Linked DNA regions of Homo sapiens: regions 1 and 3 are each linked to region 2. Evidence: chromatin contacts called from ENCODE Hi-C data. All regions are on one chromosome and are shown on one strand. Each heading gives the region's core, a stretch centred on a gene start or an enhancer-like site at or near the end of the contact. The rest is flanking DNA. Distances are from core to core; before and after follow the strand shown.

What was found. Hi-C counts contacts between places; a loop is a spot of excess contacts on that map. Pooled maps may share reads with other maps.
Region 1: a loop to region 2 is called in a pooled map, with 3 times the contacts of the local background. The contact joins the promoter of CCNH here to the enhancer-like site in region 2. A Hi-C loop is called at or near these places in 8 of 50 pooled maps.
Region 3: a loop to region 2 is called in a map with no recorded cell type, with 2.7 times the contacts of the local background. The contact joins two enhancer-like sites. A Hi-C loop is called at or near these places in 1 of 168 maps with a recorded cell type or tissue (endothelial cell of umbilical vein), 4 of 37 single-sample maps with no recorded cell type and 5 of 50 pooled maps.

The regions. Positions count from the first base shown.
Region 1 is chr5:87,411,023-87,414,223 of GRCh38, forward strand. It overlaps CCNH (cyclin H), which reads right to left and starts at 1,908. Exons shown (of 9, transcript NM_001239.4): 1 at 1,656-1,908; 2 at 202-324. The coding sequence starts at 1,772. It overlaps LOC105379066 (a long non-coding RNA gene), which reads left to right and starts at 1,960. Exons shown (of 3, transcript XR_948543.1): 1 at 1,960-2,039. RefSeq lists enhancers at 1,535-1,664, 1,695-1,864.
Region 2 is chr5:88,832,169-88,835,306 of GRCh38, forward strand. The region is part of intron 1 of MEF2C (myocyte enhancer factor 2C); the gene reads right to left. Among named protein-coding and RNA genes, the nearest start is that of MEF2C, 49 kb to the right of the region's middle. RefSeq lists an enhancer at 2,401-2,530. Within about 2 kb of position 1,348, at least 18 of the 41 ENCODE cell types and tissues checked have a DNase peak (open chromatin) inside an H3K27ac peak, as active enhancers do; they include endothelial cell of umbilical vein, where a contact is called at or near this core.
Region 3 is chr5:89,929,368-89,932,671 of GRCh38, forward strand. The region is part of intron 2 of LOC102724637 (a long non-coding RNA gene); the gene reads left to right. Among named protein-coding and RNA genes, the nearest start is that of MIR3660, 86 kb to the right of the region's middle. Within about 2 kb of position 1,509, at least 7 of the 41 ENCODE cell types and tissues checked have a DNase peak (open chromatin) inside an H3K27ac peak, as active enhancers do; they include endothelial cell of umbilical vein, where a contact is called at or near this core.

The sequences.
Region 1 (3,201 bases), core at 658-3,157, 1.4 Mb before region 2:
AGTGAGACTTGAAATACTTTTGAAGATATGATACAGCAACTCATGATTTAAGGCCTGTATTGAAAAATATATAATGTGCCAAAAACTAATTAATTGTAACTAAGGTGAATTTTTAAGACTTGAGTGGACAGGGAATTTAGAAGAGGTCAAATTTCACAAGCCAACTAAAGGACATTATATTTCATCACCACTGTAACTTACCACAACAGATCTTGGCATTGCTGGCTTAAACACCGAACAGAATTCCAATAACCTTTTCTCATAGTATTTGCAGAGTGTCATTTCTTCATGAGGCTCAAGAAAGACTGGATCATTCGGAAGAACCTTTAGATCAACAATTACAACACAAGTTCAATGAATTCAATGAATTAAACAATTGTAAAACATTTTTCTCTATCTAGATTAAATTTAGTTTATATATCCAACGAAGGGTATATATCACGCCTCATTTTCTTTATAGATTCGCTAATCATTACACAAAATAGCTGTAGGAAAATATTTAATAAACTAAAACTGTACCATCATTTCACGACTTTTCGGAATGTCAGCTAGACCTTTGCTTCATTAAAGTATAAACAATCATGACAGGCTGTGTGCACATGCTCACAGTTGTGATATCATTATTTATAAATTAAAAAGTAGACAGACTTTTTAAAATATGATTGGAAAGCTTCCAACATCCGTTTCTCGGTCAGTCATTACGTCACAAGTTGTAAAAAAACAGCAAATGTTTCAATAAATTTCTGTTATTTTAAGCTACCCAGTTTGTGGTGATTTTTTTAAGGCAGCCCTTAGGAAACTAATTCAGGTGCTAAAATCAGTGATATGAAATAGATGTGAATTAAAGGTAGAAAGTAAAGTAACTCAGTATCGGTAATTTGGAGGCACTGAACACTTGCTGGAGTGGAGCTTGCAGGAAAGATTAAACCAGTCCGAGAGCTGTAACAGAAGGAACTTGGCTAGCGGGCCATAGTCCAAACCATCTTCAGTCACTTGGTTTGTACTTGGTCTCTGGTCTCCCTCCCTCATCCAACCCATTCACCACGAGGTTGCTAGAGCGCTGTTTCCAGAACGGAAATCTGATAAGGTTAGCTTCCCATTTTAAATATTTCAAAGGTTCCTCATCCTTTCAGTGGAAATGTTAAACGCCTCACTTCCACTTACAAGTTCCCTTCCTACCCTCCCCAGCCATTCCTGCACAGGTACTCAACTTCGGCCACATACGACCACAAACACGTCCACGCACCATCTCTGTAACTTCTGACCTCCCTCCCACTCTGAACGGTGGTTCTGACTGCCTGGAACTTCCTTTCCCATTTTCTCCGCATTGGCTACTGGGAAAAACCTTCCCCAACATCATCTCTTGACAAGTGAACGGCTCTTGCCACGCACTACCTTAGCACACTACTTACTCTCTTCTTCACTACGTTACAAAGACTGGTTACTTGTCTGCCATTCGACGACGGGGATGGCGTTGTTCGTCTTTGTACCCACGGAACCTGGCAAGGTGCTCGCTTATTTTGATAGAAAAACGCACTCCGCGCCGCAGAGGCAGAGAAACGACGGAGCGAGATTGTCCTGGGAGCCAGAAGAGCTCCCGCAGCTGCTCAGAATTTAGTGACCGGGCAACTGGGCAACCGTTGGGAAAACCTCACCTTCCCGTTGGCCACGGCTTTGCATCTGAATTTGCGGTTGGCGTCAGCCCGCAGTCTTGCCAGCTGCTCCTCGCTGGAGAAGGTCCAGTGCCGCTTCTGACTACTGTTGTGGTACATTATGGAATCGTGACCAGGTCCAGAGGGTCTGCAGACGAGAACCCAAACGCATCAGCGTCCTGGCGTAAAACACCCGTACCCCCACCGAAGATCTCGCGGAAGCCTAGGGCGTCCGGCTAGCCGGCGCTGGCGCGCTGTCGTCACGATTACGCGGCCAGCCCGTACGCAGTTGCATTTCCGGAGCGGACTAGGAACAGACCGTATCCCGGGTTCGTTAGGGCGCCCACTGAGACGTAAGTGGGCGGAGCCTAGAGAACGCTCCTCTCGGTGAGTCTGGGACATAGCTCCGCCCCTTCCAGGCAAGATTTAAAGGAGAAGCGCCCGGCAAGAGTGTTCAAGGGGCATAAACTGAGGGTACGGAGTAGGCAGATGTAAATTCACAGGGGATAATCAGAAATGAGGAAAGGATTTCGTAGGGTGCTCATTTTTAAATAGAGGCCTCACTGAAGTTGACATTTGTGAAAAGGCTTGAAAGAGTTGAAATAGTAGGTTGATCAATCATGTAGGGAGATCACGGGGCCCAGAAAGAATAGGTAAGATCTTCAGGCAGAAGCATTCCTAGCCCTTTTCAGGAAGAGTTTGGAGACCAGTATTCTTGAAGCACTACCAGAAATCTCGGAGAATGGAACATGGCTGAAAAACTTGAAGCAGTGGATGCGTATTGGCCCTTACAGTTCTGCCACTTTTGTTGCCTTGTCTGTTCTTTCTCTGTGCTTTTTTTCCTTACCCTTCTGTTGATAACTAGCCAATCCTCTCCCTCTGTTTTCATCTCTGAAGCCAGGATGTATGGTAGTATTCGTTTTATTGAGATTCCCATTTTCATTGCCTCTAGGGAGCCTTACAGTAAGCTATCATGAAAATTAAGGTATTTACTATTTTTTAAATTAATAGGACTTTCAAAATTGCAGGTGAGGTTCAAAATTTACATGGATTCTGGTTTGTCCCATTTAGGCATACCTTATTCTCTCATGTATTTATTATATATCCAATCCGAAAAATGGATTTCCCTATGGCAAATAGCTTTTCTAAAAAATAAATAAATAAATAAAAAGAAAGAGAAAGATGATGAGACCTAGAGAATTTAGGTCTTGAAAAGCCCACACAGGTAAAAAGAAGAAGTGGCAGGATGACTTTAACTCTGCTTTCTATTAAAATGTTTTTAGGGGCTTAAGAAAGGGAAAGCCTTTTCTTTTTCATTTTTGTTGGGTACAGCTGAGGTTAGAGTTTGCCACAGTTATCTGAATTCCTCAAACTTATGCCATTTGTGGTATATAATTTTGGAGAGCCACACACTCAACATATGTGGCTAACCTGGTCTCATAAATTGGCTAAGAAAAGAGAGAAAAAGAGAAGATCAAAGGGCATGGCAAATTGATTACAATGAATTGTGAACAACCTAAAATGTTGCATGTTGGGGAAAGAATAATTT
Region 2 (3,138 bases), core at 98-2,597:
AAAAGAATCTTTACATTTATTTACTCATCCTGAAATGGACCCACATGTACATTCTCGAAATAATACACGTGTTTAAACAGTTCTGGCTAACATAAATCAATAATAACTTTTATTTGGCTTGCTTATAATGATCTTTTAATAGAAATTCTCTGCATTTAGAAGTTGGGCTTAATATTCTATTTTTTTTTTAACATTTGAAATTATCTCTTTACCTCCCTCTAAAAAAGCAGTACCAAAGTAAGACTTCTGAAGTTAACCTTTCTTACCCTTAATTTCTGCTCTAATTTTTTCACATATGCCCAATTGTAAGTTCTGTAATGATGTTCCCAGGCCTTCCTACAAGCGCAGGTAGCCTCAGGATTTAGAGCTCATTGATTGTGTGCTACTCCAGGGAAATGACTGATTAAAAACAGCCTCATGAGGAGGAGTAGCTCCTATTCACATCTGGCTCATCTGATTCTAAAGTCTAATACCTGTATGAAGATTTGATCCATAGATTTAGATTTTGAACAACTGCAGCAGTTTACCTAGAATATTTTGATGTCAAAGCAGAAACAGTTAAATTAATCCCACTATGACTGGTGTCTGACACAGGTTCTGAAGGCTTTAATCAATTACCCTACTTTCTTGTGAATATAAACAAATACACTGTATTTATATATATATGCTAATTATGGCTATCACTGATCATCTGCTGGTACTTGATGCAGGCTGTCACAGTTCTCAGAGCAGATGGATTAGAACATATCTGTTCATCCTAATCATACATTAAAAACTGTTAGAGAATTGAAATACATGCTATGCATCTTATAGGACATTAGCCTTGATGGGACATGTAATTGTTCTTATGACTCAACCAACAGATGTTAACTGCAAAGAAAAATGAAAATACAATGGAATTTTTAACATAGTGATAAATTTGGTAATGCCAGGAAAAACATTATGTGCATTTTCTTTATGATAATTAAATATATACCTGATCATCTATTCACTTAATAACTGTATCCCTCTCAAGAGGAAAATTCAAAATATTTGTTACAAAATGCTGATGATATAGAAAATACTTACCAGCCTTACAACTGACTGACTTTTAAAAATGTGTAATAAATGTACTAAAATTTTAGCAAAGCAGTACAGACACTGGATGTTGAATTATGAAATATTTCTCATGTATTATAGTAATCTCCAATAAGATTTGATGTTAATTTTAGAGCATGCTTCTGCTAAAAAGGGCAAACCCTGCAACAGATTTAGTACAAAGAAGCTGAAAATATCCTGTGGAAAAAAAAATCTGTAGAGAAATCAGCCAGCCCAAATCCTGCCATTACTCAGCACTGTAGTGACGTGCGGATGTTTGTAGTGGTTTGAGGAGCCAGCAGGGGTGGAAACTCTACGTACTCGACTCCAACATGATTGCAATTGAACCTCATCAAAGTAAGAGCTCATAATTTGTCACAGAAAACAGCCAATTAACATATGTTAGAAAAAGGCTTCATAAAGATAATATATGATTAAAGACCCAGTGCAGCTGCTGAAAATCAAAACTATGCATTTAAAAAAGAAATCTCAGCCTGAGCTTCCGTATGGTTAAACTGATAATGGCTACTACGATTTTTTTTAAGTAGAAAAATATAATTATAGTGCTTCTTATAAGTTTGGGGTTATGGCAAGGGAGAACTGGGTACTGTGGCACTATTTACTATTCCTTACTTAGTTCTATAAATAGTTGAAGCCCTTGCCAAAACTCTGTAGTTACTTTGTTATAGTGCTATTTTAAAACACAGACCTTCATTGTGAGCTAAATGGCCTTCAGGATGCACTTTGTAGTTATAGCATTCCTCTCAAAACTATATCCTCCCTTTATCTGTGCAAAACTCCAGAACAAGAGACCTCTCCATGACTGCCCTGGCTCACTGTAAAACATGCTGGGGCTGTGTAACACACTGTTCGAATACTTCAGAACTTCTCTCAGGGTGGTGGGCAGGCAGGGTGACAGTTAAATGTCAGAAATGAGATTAAGGCACACACATGGAGTTCAGGTCCTCTAACAGAATGCAGTCCACGCTACCTGCCACAGCTTTGGAGCAGACCAATTACATGTAACATACTTGGTGTATTCTGATTGTAGATTTCAGGTTGGAGTACATGGGAATCAAACCCTGGCTAAGTCACTGTAATGGGGTATACCATGAGCCAAAATCATGATGCTTAATATCACAGATATCAATGACAAAATTCAATCAGTCACAGAGACATGAAGTTGTCAAGCATGATGCTACGTGCCATGGACACCACTGAAAACAAAACAGAAGGTCTCAGTCTTCATGAAGCTTACGTTCTAAGGGGAAAAAGGGCAACACACAAGTGCACCAATATGATGATTTTAAATACAGAAGTGCTATAGAGAAAATATCGCAGTGGAATGGACCAAGGGGTGATGAAGTGGAGAAGGGCAGAGGTGGCTATCTATTGGGCTGATTTATAGGGAGGGGTTATTTGAGGAGATGACGTTTGAGGAAAGCCCTAATCCACAATGGAGTCAGACATTATTTGGAGGATGAATACTCCGTCACTGTGCCTGTCACTGGTGGTACAAGCCTGGCCAAGTCATAGTTTTCTAAACCCCAGTCTCTTTCTCTATAGAGTGGGAATAGTAACAACATACACATTCTATTATGAGGTTGTGAGGCTCAAATAAAAGACAAAACCACACTCATTTGTAAAAATTCAGATGGATACAACTCAATTTCATACACTAATTGTGTAAACTTGCTTCCTTCACTGATATTATATAATTTTATAAAAATTGTAAATACTTTGAAGCTCTAGGAATATAGCATAATGCAAAATGTTTCTAAATTGACATCAATTGAGTCCAAAAGCATCCCTCTTCCCTTGAAATGTGAGTATTTCATGATGGCAATGGCCACTGGTTGAAACACCTCTTTTCATTTCACAATGCTAACTATGGATAACACCATGAAGAATCTGATAAATACAATGCAAAATTTCTGCAAGTGTAAAATATAGAATTATATAAAAATCACACTTTTTAAAATTTGAGAAAAAAACAATCTTACAACCGTACTAATGTAACTTGTCAGTGGGCTAGGTTGATTTATTTCATCTCTCAAAGGA
Region 3 (3,304 bases), core at 259-2,758, 1.1 Mb after region 2:
ACAAGGGGGTGTAAGTGTCCAAACCCTGATCTTTCCATGCCCCTGGTCCTCTCGGGGACTGATATAATGTAAATTCTGTTATTCAGAAAGACTGCAATATTCCATTGCAATATTATCACTTGCAATGGAAATACTGGGTTGTAGTGAAGGTAAGATCTTGAAGAGTCAAACACAAATGAAAGTACTTGAAACATACTTAAGAAGATACAATAAAACTAAAATAATTATGTAGCTTTTTTTTTTTTTACTTAAAGGTAATATTGCATCAATCATAGATCTAGAGATAGTCAAGACAGAGCTGATGAACCTCTTCCTATTCTTTCATTTTTTAAAAAAATAAATTTCTAGTTAAATTCCAAGATTTCTGTCTAAGCCACAATGTTTTCACTCAACATTTAATGCACGACCCTTTTGTGACAGGCACATACCTGAATACATTAACTCCAAAACTGAAATGTGGACCACAATATAACTAAAATTTATCTTTCATACAGTACAGTCTTTTTAGAATGAAAGTTTCATATTCCCCATGAAACAGGACTTTTAAATTCAGCATTTTTCAATGTCCCAAGTACTGCTTTATTTTAACACTCTAAACCTTAAGACAGAAGTGTTATTATTCTGCATTAGTAGATGAGGTAACCAAAGACCAGAGCTCTTAAGCAATTCCTAGAGTTGCACAGTGGGAGACTGAGCTTTCAACTCAGTATTGTCTCGCTATAAAGATGGAGTTTTTCCAATAATGCAATGCTCTCCTTCTTCTTCTTCTCCTTCAGTGAATTACCATGTCTCTTATATTCTCTCATTCACAAGTATAGGAGTGATCAACAATTCTGAAATATCAATCTCCTTAAAAAAAGTGCCCATCTTGTTTATATTTAGTTACTTCTAGAAGAACTATACTTCAAATTGCTTGAAATGTCTACAAGAAATTTTGAGTGTGATGTTAGTAAACAGCAATCCTTGCACATATCACTGGCTGTAAATATGAACCATAAATTCCTCACTTAAACATATAAAATCAAGCATGGAATTAGGTTATTCAAAGAGGCAAGTCTGTGACAATATTATTTACTATCTTATTTGCAAGGATCACATCTTCTAAAAACTAACTGTTGTATGTTTGTCTTTAAAGAGGTCTATAGATAAAGGCAGTGATTTTCTGAATACATCAAAACCCTCATAGCATTCCTGAGGATCTACTGATTAACCCAGTAGGATATTAATTATGAACACATCTGCCATTCTTACTTTTTGTTCTTTTCCTTTAAATAGGAGTGGAGTAATTCAGACATGTGTGTATGATTAGGTGTAGCTAGCAGTGCATGATGAGCTAGATTTAGATACATTTATGAAGCATCAAATACAATGAAACAGTTTACTGGAAAACAAAACTTGTACTGGAGATTGGAACTCTTAAAGCAGGAGAAAGTTGTTTTTAAAAAAGCTTAACCTTAAATAAAACACATATGTGGTGGGTGAATGTGAAAGAATATACAGCTTCATTGTTTCTCGAGAACAAAAGTATTTATAGTTCTTCCGCTTTGTGACTCATCTCTCTGCTGTAAAATATTTGGGCTATTACTCATAATTACAAAAAAGGCATCGAAGAGAATGGCTTGACGTTAGTGCAAAGGACAAGGTGAACAAACTGGCATTTTATTTGTGACATTCTCATTTATAAGAAGTTGGACAATCTGTTTTTTGACTGCTTTCTTTCTCTGCAAAAATGACTATAATATAGCACTTAAAATAAATGATAATTCATGTGCCTCTAATCTAAAACGATCAAAACAGGCAAGATGCAAACAAGACACAGAGAGTGCAAAGAATGCAGCATACTGCAATAAATTCCCCTTATATTTATTTAACAATAAATATGCAAATTTGAGATAATTATGAAGACATGTGCTTTGAGGAGCAGAGAGACTACTCAAAAGGTATTTTGTTCAATCATCCTTTTTCTTTTGAGCTAAGATGAGAACCAGAAGGAAACAGATATAATAACAAAAATGGAGTAAGTATTGATCATGGATGAGAAGACTGAGATAATATAAAACCTCTAACTCAAAAAGCATTTTTTTCTGGTAGATGAAACTAAGTGATTCTAAATAATAACTTATTAGTAGAAAACAATTAATTTTATAGCCTTTTAATGGTCCTTTTAAGGGAGTAGTACACTCCAAAGTGAAGTTAATCCTCCACAACGATATTAGTTTTTCTTAAAGAAAATGCTAATTAATAAATAGTTGCTCTGAACCATTTAAAGAATAGAGAAAAAATGTCAAAATGTTACTAACTTCCCGGGAACACAATTTTAATATTGTTTTTCATGAGAATTACAGATTTTTGCATTACTTACTCTTGACTACAATGAGTATTGCATTTGATCAATTATATTTCTAATATTTTGCCATTAATTTTTTCCTCTTCCAGAAAGATGGTATTTAGCCAAATTCTTAGACTTCCTATTCATTCTAAAGGACAAGCTTTCATTAATGTACAAAGGGGCCACTCTTTAATGGCACAGAATACTAGAAAAAGCTCATTCTGAAATATTGTTAGGTAGCTGTTATAGACTAGAATTGTATTAAGGGTGCATATCACATATCCATATCAAAATATATAAAATACATACAGCAGGATTCCTTCAACATGATGAACTATCACTGGATAATGGCTTTATCTCCAACCATCTCAATCGTGGGTATTACAATGAAATCTGAAAAAGGTGAAAAGCACTGTCAACCTTTCTTAATATTGTTGGAAAATGCTGGCGTATTAGAGCTTAAGTGGTTCTTGAAGAAGTCTGTGTGTGTTATCTGGAACAGCCAGATGATTCTTTGCTGTGTGGGGCTGCCCTGTTCATTGTAGAATGTTTATCAATATCCCTGGCGTTCGTACACTAAATGCCAGTAGCACTAGCACCACCCATCCCCCACTCCACCCCATTTTTGAAAATAAAAATTGTATCCAGACATTGAAAATCTCCCCTGCAGGGCATTGAGAACTAGGGATGTAGATGATTTCAACTTTTCTCTCACTAGCCTCATTGTCTCTTCCAAAATCTATATTAAGACACACATCAATTCTTTAATTTATGATATGGCAAACATTCTGAATTAATAAAGTGATTCATTGCAAAGATCAAATTAAGGATATGATCTTTTAATTCAAGCCTAATAGCCTTAAGATAGCCACCATAAAATTGAGAGAGAAGAAGGTATTAGGAGCAAAGACATTTAGCAAATTAAAGGACAATGTCTAAAAAGAAATCTGGGGTGGACTTCTGGAATATGAAACT